Linked DNA regions of Homo sapiens: region 2 is linked to region 1. A link is a contact called in ENCODE Hi-C or POLR2A ChIA-PET data. All regions are on one chromosome and are shown on one strand. Each heading gives the region's core, a stretch centred on a gene start or an enhancer-like site at or near the end of the contact. The rest is flanking DNA. Distances are from core to core; before and after follow the strand shown. Region 1 holds the start of YRDC (yrdC N6-threonylcarbamoyltransferase domain containing). Region 2 overlaps GNL2 (G protein nucleolar 2).

The links. Hi-C counts contacts between places; a loop is a spot of excess contacts on that map. ChIA-PET counts read pairs that join two places held with the same protein, here RNA polymerase II (POLR2A). Pooled maps may share reads with other maps.
Region 2: a pooled map shows a loop between it and region 1 (6-fold over the local background). The contact joins the enhancer-like site here to the promoter of YRDC in region 1. A Hi-C loop is called at or near these places in 1 of 50 pooled maps. POLR2A ChIA-PET finds 5 or more read pairs at or near these places in 5 of 52 experiments (BJ, H1, HCT116 and 2 more).

What each region holds. Positions count from the first base shown.
Region 1 is chr1:37,804,799-37,809,508 of GRCh38, reverse strand. It overlaps YRDC (yrdC N6-threonylcarbamoyltransferase domain containing), which reads left to right and starts at 1,301. Exons shown (of 5, transcript NM_024640.4): 1 at 1,301-1,717; 2 at 2,294-2,408; 3 at 2,533-2,652. The coding sequence starts at 1,329. C1orf122 (chromosome 1 open reading frame 122) reads right to left here and starts at 1,719. Exons shown (of 3, transcript NM_198446.3): 1 at 1,070-1,719; 2 at 777-978; 3 at 55-531. The coding sequence starts at 1,104. The coding sequence ends at 436. RefSeq lists silencers at 662-1,211, 1,392-1,651.
Region 2 is chr1:37,573,257-37,577,644 of GRCh38, reverse strand. GNL2 (G protein nucleolar 2) reads left to right here. Exons shown (of 16, transcript NM_013285.3): 9 at 1,089-1,217; 10 at 1,946-2,050; 11 at 2,822-2,980; 12 at 3,189-3,302. Among named protein-coding and RNA genes, the nearest start is that of DNALI1, 19 kb to the right of the region's middle. RefSeq lists an enhancer at 316-1,515. Within about 2 kb of position 2,409, at least 2 of the 41 ENCODE cell types and tissues checked have a DNase peak (open chromatin) inside an H3K27ac peak, as active enhancers do.

The sequences.
Region 1 (4,710 bases), core at 52-2,551:
CCTTCCCAGCCATCAGTCTTGGAGAGGGGACAGAAAGGAAACGTCGGTCACCAGGAGAGTCTGCAGGTTTCCTTTTAATCAAGGCTCTACTGAAGGTGTTTTGTGGGGCTAAAAGCCCCCAAAACATGAAATGGACATGTAACACCACCTGGATCCCCCATAGCAGGCCAGACCACTCTGGCGAGCACTGCTGGTCTGCCCAAATCTGGGTAATCAGACTGGGTATTCATTGGCTGCATTTCAAAGCACAGCACTGCTTTCAGCCAGGATGAAGTGGGAGTGAACCCAGCTGCTAGCAGAGCTGCCACTCCAGGCTGAGAGCCAAGTACCAGCCACTGCCAGTGAAGACTGGCCCCTTTACTGAAGGGAGTTGTTCAGAGTCCAGCCACCGGCCCTGGGGAGGGAGAGAAGTCAGGGTATTCTGCTCGGGGATGGTCAGGGCTCCGCAGCTCCATCGCCAGCATCCTTTGGAAAGCCGCCTCTGGCGGAGACAGCCGGCTGGGGGGGCGCTCCAGGTTTGGCTGAGACGTTCTAGTTGGAACAGAAAGGAAAAAAGTGAGGCTGGGAGGCAAGGCCTTGGATTAGGCCCCACAAGGATGTGGCCATTTGGCATTTGGATAGTATTAACTTTTTCGAAACCTCTCACCAGATCAAAGGAGGTTAGGGATAAAGCGGCGGAGACATACTTCCCCCCTCCAGGGTAAGCTAGGGCTTGGCCAGCCTAGCCAGTGGGCAGACCCCACCCCACCCCAGCCCAGCCCAGGGTGGGCACTAACCCCGCCACCAGCCGGCTCCGGGCGCCGGCGGCCCAGCTGCCGTAACATCTCCTCGCAGGCTGCGATGGTGTCCAGGAGCTGCCGCTGCCGCTGCTCCACCGCGTCCAGCAGCTGCTGGGCGCGCTCCTCCCGGGGCGGCTGTGGGGGTGGCCTCCCGCCGAGCCCCAGCCCCGCCTTCCCGCGGTCCACGCCGGCAGCCTCCCTGCCCGGGAGAGAGCGAGAGACAGACGGTCAGGGCCGGCGCTTGCGCGGGGCCAAGCCCCTTCCTCCCGCCCCGACGGGCCCCCTCTCACCCCCGTGACCAGTCTGAGCCCGGGCCCCATTCCATCTCCGCTTGCGCGGCCCGACCACCGCCCCCCTTTCGGCCGCCCCCCTCCCCAGCGCTGCGTTAGGGCTTCGCAAGGCTGCGCCCCGCCCCGTCCCCACCGGTCTCCTTCAATCCTCCTGGGGGTCGTGGTCCCTTTAAGCTGCCCGGCGCAGAGGCGGGGCCGAGTCTCCTGGACCGGAAGCTGGCTGGGAGCGTCACTTCCTCCCGGAAGCGGGCCTGGGCGGATGTCTCCGGCGCGTCGGTGCAGGGGGATGAGGGCCGCGGTGGCTGCCAGCGTGGGGTTGAGCGAGGGGCCTGCTGGCTCCCGGAGCGGTCGCCTCTTCCGCCCGCCGAGTCCCGCTCCGGCGGCCCCCGGCGCCCGGCTGTTGCGGCTCCCGGGGAGCGGGGCCGTGCAGGCCGCGAGCCCGGAGCGCGCCGGCTGGACCGAGGCGCTGCGGGCCGCCGTGGCCGAGCTGCGCGCCGGCGCCGTGGTGGCCGTCCCCACCGATACGCTGTACGGCCTGGCCTGCGCGGCGAGCTGCTCGGCGGCTCTGCGCGCTGTGTACCGCCTCAAGGGTCGCAGCGAGGCCAAGCCTCTGGCCGTATGCCTCGGCCGCGTGGCCGACGTCTACAGGTAAGGCCGCCCCGACCCGGCCCCGCTAGGGGCGGCACCGCGGGAGGGGTTTCCGGTGACAGGCTTGGGAGACTGAGGCGCAGAGAGCGGGAGGGGCTTGTCCAGGCTCACCAAGGAATCCGGAACTGGAAATATGTACCGAGGACTTAACGTGCCCCGGGCCCTGAACTACATGCTGCTGGGAAGCAGCAACACACGAGAAAGGCAGGGACCCTGTTCCCTTGGCGTATTTGTGCTAATTGGGGAGGCCCCCGGGAAAAAAGCAAACAAACACAGTAGCTTAATTTAATAGCGAATGCCTTGAAGAAAATAAAACGTGGAGCTTGATCCCACTATCATGATATCACAGCGGTGCAGCTGTTGTAGTCCCTGAGACCAGAGGCACATGGGCGTCAAGCCAGGGGTGCGCCTCTGGAGCCCTGCTTTCTGCTCAAGCTCTTAGGGAGGTGAAGCAGGGAGACAGGCGGCTCCCATTGTAAACTCGAAGGATTCCTTTTCTACGTCTGCCTAGAGTCTAGGAAAGGACCACCAGTGGCCCTTCAATTTTGAATGGATTTATTCTTCTGTGTTTCCCAGATACTGCCGTGTGAGAGTACCTGAGGGGCTCCTGAAAGACCTACTGCCAGGACCAGTGACCCTGGTGATGGAACGCTCGGAGGAGCTCAACAAGGACCTAAACCCTTTTACGCCTGTGAGTCAAGTTTTCTCTTGTGTCCCCAGACTCCAGGCCACTTGGCTTTCACTAGGATCCAGATAAGACTTACCCTCTTATCCCTTCCAACCTTTCTCATGATCCCTTTCCCCTTGCCTTACAGCTTGTAGGCATTCGGATTCCTGATCATGCTTTTATGCAAGACTTGGCTCAGATGTTTGAGGGTCCGCTTGCTCTCACTAGTGCCAACCTCAGCTCCCAGGCCAGTTCTCTGAATGTCGAGGTGAGTTTACCCAGTCCTTCCCCTGGAAATGTCACCAGCGCACATACTGTTTTCTGTGAATCAGTGGCATTGATAGTACACTGGGATGGCCAGGCATGAGAGTTCTTGGGCCAACAGTGGGAAGGTTGCCCAGCTGGCAGGGAGGTGGTGGGGGGCAATATAAATTAAAAAAATTTGAAAGATTTTATCTCAAAGTCTGAAAAGCCAGGGGGAGAATTGGTCTTTTCTTCAGTCTTTATAATAATAGGAAAGATTATAAGAACAATGTCTTCCTGTTTTTCTGGAGATAACAGTTTCTGGAGAACACAGTTAGGCTATAAATCTTCACGACAGTGCTGTAAAGAAAGATGAAGAAGGCCAAGGGCAGTGGCTCATGCCTGTGACCCCAGCACTTTGGGAGGCCCAAGCAGGTGGATCATGTGAGGTCAGGAGTTTGAGACCAGCCTGGCTAACATGGCAAAACTCCATCTCTAATAAAAAATACAAAGATTAGCCAGACATGGTGGCGCATGCCTGTAATCCCAGCTACTTGGGAGGCTGAGGCAGGAGAATCACTTGAACCTGGGAGGCAGAGGTTACAGTGAGCTCAGATTGTGCCACTGTACTCCAGGCAGGGCTCTAGAGCGAGACTCTGTCTCTTAAAAAAAAAAAAAAAGATGAAGTTTAGCCTCCAGAAAGTTAAATCACTTGTTCCAGGTCACACAGCCATTAAGTGACTGACTCAGATTTTTAACCAGTTTTTGATTCTCGCCCCTGTTCTCTTATCTCTGCCACAAGCCAGATCAAAGAAAGGATCATCCTAATCCTTTCTTGGCTACATAGATTAGAACAAAGGAGGACACATAGAAATTTCGTTTTTTTTCTTATTACTAAGATGTAAAACGTAGTAATAAGCTACATTGTGTCCCCAGACTCGGCCAGACACATAGTATCACACATAGTATCCAGCATCAGGCCTTGGGCCTTCCTTGGGCTTATTACATCCAGCTAATAAGCCTGGATAGAGTAACTTGCGTGCAGTCACATAGAGATACGATGGAAAGTCCAGAGTTAGAGCCCGTATCCCTGCTCAGAACTCCATTCGATGGGTTTTCCATTCCCAGACCTAGAGTGGGGCTCAGGGTTCTTAGAAAGTGAGAGTTCAGCATCCCTTCCCATTCTCAGAGTGCAGGTTTGACTTGGTCCTGGTGGCTGTACCCCAGGAGCAAGAATCGGGATGTGGCACAGGGAGGGGAGGTTTTTACCTTGTCAGCAATCATTTGACCTGTCCAACACAGTAACTGGTATTTATGATTTCCTGTCCCAGATTTCCAGGCCTAACTGCCACTGCAGTGTCTTCCTTGGGGGGTTGGGGAAGCTCTAGCTCAGTTAACAATTCAGTCCACTGCTCTAGGGGGAGTATCCTTCTCATAGCCCAAAGACTGAGTGCTGGTGGCATGCAGAATCTACCATGTTCTACTCTTCCTACCCTGATCAGAGTCGCAGTGAGATCCAGGAGCATAGTTCTAGAGCTAGAAGGAGCTGGAATCACTTGTTCCAGGTTACGCAGCCATTAAGTGACCAGATTTTTACCTAGTTTTTTTTTGTTTTGTTTTGTTTGAGACAGTCTCACTCTCTTGCCCAGGCTGGAGTGCAGTGGCACCATCTCAGCTCACTGCAACCTCCATCTCCCGGGTTCAAACAGTTCTCCTGCCTCAGCCTCCCGAGTGAGTAGCTGGGATTACAGGCGTGTGCCACCATGCCCGGCTAATTTTTGTATTTTTAGTAGAGATGGGGTTTCACTATGTTGACCAGGCTAGTCTCAAACTCCTGGCCTCAAGAGATCCAGCCTCCCAAAGTGCTGAGATTACAGGCGTGAGCCACCATGCCTGGTCTTTTTACCTAGTTTTTGACTCTTGACCCTGTTCTCTTATCTTTGCGGCAAGCCAGGTCAAAGAAAAGATCATCCTAGTCCTGTCTTGGCTACATAGATTAGAACAAATGAAATGAGGACATAGGATCATCTAGTCCAGCCCACTTGTCTTGTAGGCCTGGATAGAGTAACTTGCATGCAGTCAC
Region 2 (4,388 bases), core at 1,160-3,659, 230 kb after region 1:
GTTTTTCTATCTTTACAACCACTTAGCTTTTATATTTTGTAATGGGCCAAGTTTGATACTACTTTTAAGCATCTAGTATTTTGTTTAACATCACTTTAGTTTTTGTTGTCTCATCTCCATCTCATTCTCTGGTTCAGTATGTTTGGTTCTATTGGTTTAAAAGTGTTAATGTCCACTGCTGTCATTCTAGTGGAGTTGGTGAGGGAACGGGGTTAGCATGTATGTTCAGTCCACCATCTTTAATCGGAAGCCTCCATTCGTTTGTAGGCCCTCTTCTTGATAGCAAGCTCTGCCTTTTTGAGACTTTCACCCTGTAGTCGTAACTTTCAAGGTTGCTTTTTTTCTTTTGTTATTTATTTTTGGCAGTGGAAATGCAGATGTATTATGCAAAGAAAAGGGGGGGTGAGTTGTGGGATTGTCCAGTTGATGAACCTGTTCATATTCTTTTTCCCGAAGATGTTTTATCAATAGATGGCATTGTTCTAAATCAGTGACTAACAAGCTGTTTTTCTTCTTTTGTTTCTTTTTTTTTTTTTTGAGACTGGAGTCTCTGTCACCCAGGCTATAGTGCAGTGCATGATCTTGGTTCCCTGCAACTTCGGCCTCCCAGGTTCAAGCGATTCTCCTGCCTCAGCCTCCCAAGTAGCTGGGATTACAGGCTTGCGCCACCATGCCTGGCTAATTTTTGTATTTTTAGTAGAGACAGGGTTTCATCATGTTGGCCAGGCTGGTCTCGAACCCCTGACCTCAGGTGATCCGCTCTCCTTGGCCTCCCAAAGTGCTGGGATTACAGGCGTGAGCCACTGTGCCGAGCCTTCTTTTATTTCTTGACCTACATACTTTTAACCTTAACACATACAAGGATAATTTCACTTGCATGACTGAGGAAATGACTCACCTCTGATTTATTAATAAGCATATGTATCCAGCTTACTCAGATTATGTAGGTGGTGTGTATCTAGGCTTCAGATCAAGTTGTATCAACAGTTTTGCACTGTATTCTTGATATTAACAAAGTAATACAACCTACTTGTCCAAAGGGATATATATGACTGCATGTATGTGCTGTGTATTCTCTCTTTGAACAGTTGCACACTGACAAGAAACAGATCAGTGTTGGGTTCATTGGCTATCCAAATGTTGGCAAGAGCTCTGTGATAAATACATTGCGTTCTAAGAAAGTTTGCAACGTGGCTCCCATTGCAGGTGAAACAAAGGTACGTTGGGCGCAGGGTGACCTTACTTTTGCATATTTTCTTTTCATAGAGAGTGATTGTTTAGGACTTGTTGATTTCTCTCTGCTTCTCTTGAATGCAGACCACCACTAGGAGTTTAGCTCACCATATAATAGTTTGGAACGTATCAGAGTTGTTTCTGCCCACTTTGATAAGACTGAGAGTATTTTATATGCCCCCGTGTGGCTTTGGCCTGTGTTAGTTAATGTGATTCATATTTAGATCTGTTTTAAATTATCACTCCAGCCTTTTATTTTGATAAACAAAACTAACCCAAGAATATTTGATGCCTGGGTTAAGAAGCCTCAAACTTAAGGTAGGTTCTGAAAGTTGGGGGTCATATCCTAGAACACATAGTGGGGAACAGCATGGTTTTGCTTAAAGGCAATGAGGTCAAGCAGTACTAAGCTCTCAAGAGTACTTCTAAAACTCAGGAAAGGTTCACCGGGTATAATTGCACAATACGAGATGGAAATCCTGTCTCTGTGTTGTTTTTAGACTCTTAGCTGATGGAAACTATAGTTTACACTTAGTGGAAGTATCTTGTGCACGGCACAGATGAGAGAGTTAGTAGCTTAATTACTTAGCGCGTTGCTTTTCTTTGACTCACCCCTTCCTCCTTTCCAGCTTCATACATGAGCATCAGGGGTTTGTGAAATTAGACTCTTAGTGTTTGATACAGGACATCTCTGACTTTTTTCTGACTTCAGGTCTGGCAGTATATTACTTTGATGCGTCGGATATTCCTGATTGACTGTCCAGGTGTGGTTTACCCCTCTGAGGACTCCGAGACAGACATTGTGCTAAAAGGAGTTGTGAGTATTTGGCCCTGATAGGCTGTTTGTGTTTGCGGGGGAGTGTTCTATAGGGAACCCTGGATACCTTTCCTTTTTACTTATTAAGAAGGCAGTTTGGGGTCAGCCTGTCTGACCAAACTTTAGGAACATGATGCTGAACAGCAGCCTCTCAGCATAAGCTGTTTGAGGAATTAGTGGAACCATGGGCATATCTGGTCAATATCATCCCACAAAAGAGTTTGTAGTTTACACACAGGATCCAAAGGGAAGCAGGGCCTGTTTATGCTTAGCGATAATTCGTCTTCGTGGGTTTATGGGTTGAGTCATTTTGGAACCCAGTCATTTCCTCACTTGTTTCTGAATACGACTGAAAAACTGTAAATGGTTCCACTTAACCTTGACCATGCTTCTGGCTATACATCCTGTACACATTCCTCCTCTCCTTTCTTAAACTATTCCATTATTTTTGTGTCCTGGGATGGGCAGGCTTTTAACCATTTCTGCAAGTGAGTAACATGAAGCATTCCAAGTTTAAACTGTGGCAGCCACACAGTTAGTTTGTGGTGAGTGGGGATTAAAGCTGAGTTCTGGGCTCCGTGGCTATGGTCAGCTTTCAGCAGTGCTCCTTGCAGCTGACCATGTCTAGCCCCGTCAGAGACAGGCTCCTGCCAATCTCCACGAGCTTTGTGATGTTGAAGTCTATTTTCAAATAGTGCTGCAAAGGACACTGGGAACTTCACTGCTTCCACAACAAAGTTTGTAAGTGAGAGATTTCCTATTAACATTTAGGTTCAAGTAGAAAAAATTAAGAGTCCTGAAGACCACATTGGTGCTGTACTTGAACGAGCAAAGCCAGAATATATCAGCAAAACATACAAGATTGATTCTTGGGAGAATGCTGAGGACTTTCTTGAGAAGCTCGCTTTCCGGACTGGGAAGTTACTAAAGGTGACCCGGCGTTTGTGAGAATTTAGACTGATACTTGTCACAAGCATGTATGTATATGATATGGGCCTTTTTTTGGTATGCATGTATGAGCAGTGTGAAACTTGTCACTTAAGTGATGATGAACCCCTGGGACAACTGAAATACCCCCAAAGTGGTAGGTGGTTTTGGTCCTTTGAATTTAATTGGGAATCTCTTTGTGACCTTTCAGGGTGGAGAGCCCGACTTGCAGACTGTGGGTAAGATGGTCCTCAATGACTGGCAGAGGGGCCGGATTCCTTTCTTTGTCAAGCCACCCAATGCAGAGCCACTTGTGGCCCCCCAGGTAAGAGCAGGGTGGGCCCACCTCTGGGGAGCATGGGTCCTGACCTAGATTTGGTGTAGCTTGTGATTGTCTCTCTTCATAGAGCGTGTATTCATTCAGCTGCGGTGTCTCTCATTTTATTATTTTTTTAAATATATAAAAATATTTTTGGGGCCGGGCATGGGTGGCTCACGCCTGTAATCCCAGCACTTTGGGAGGCCGAGGTAGGTGGATCACAAGGTCAGGAGTTCAAGACCAGCCTGACCAATATGGTGAAACCCTGTCTCTACTAAAAATACAAAAATTAACCTAGCATGATGGCACGCTCCTGTAGTCCCAGCTACTCGGGAGGCTGAGGCAAGAGAATTGCTTGAACCCAGGAGACAAGTTGCAGTGAGCCGAGATCGTGCCACTGCACTCTAGCCTGGGCAATAGAGGGAGACTCCATCTCAAAAAAATAAAAAAAAATTTTTTTGAGGGTGAAGCACTGTTGGGAGCCACTGCTGGCCCATGGCGATCACTCCACCCTCTCTCATTCTAGAGTGCCAGTGCCATGGCCTTGCTAGGGGGTGCATTTGGAGACTAATAAGTAGACATATGAGAGAAGACCAAACTTAGATACTAGCCTTTAGGGCCTTGGAAAAAGAGGGCTCATTAAATGTAAGTGATCTTCTGGTACCTGTATCTTTTCTTATGCTTACGAAACAGAATCATTGCTAAGATAACATTTGTTTAACAAACATTTATTAGCATCGACTATGTGCCAGGCACAGGGAATATAGGAACGAAAAACAGCCCTGGCCCTCAAAAAACCTGTGATCCAGTGGGAAAGGAGAGTGGTACTACTGATAGTCGGAGAAAGAAGACTGAAGGCTGGGGCCAGAAGCTCTCCTACTATCCCCATTTCCCTCACCCTGGCAGTGGGCCGCCACAAGGCTCAACGTTAACGTTTTGCCTTTCTGGTTCTAGGACCTTTTTCAGAACCCAGCCAAGTCTCTTGAAATGGTGGCTTCAAATTGTGCATCTATGCTTGCTAGTGTCGTTGGGTCCATACAGTGCTGGTTTCCTCTCACCTGACCCCATTCCAAGTTGCAGTTGCAGCTAGGT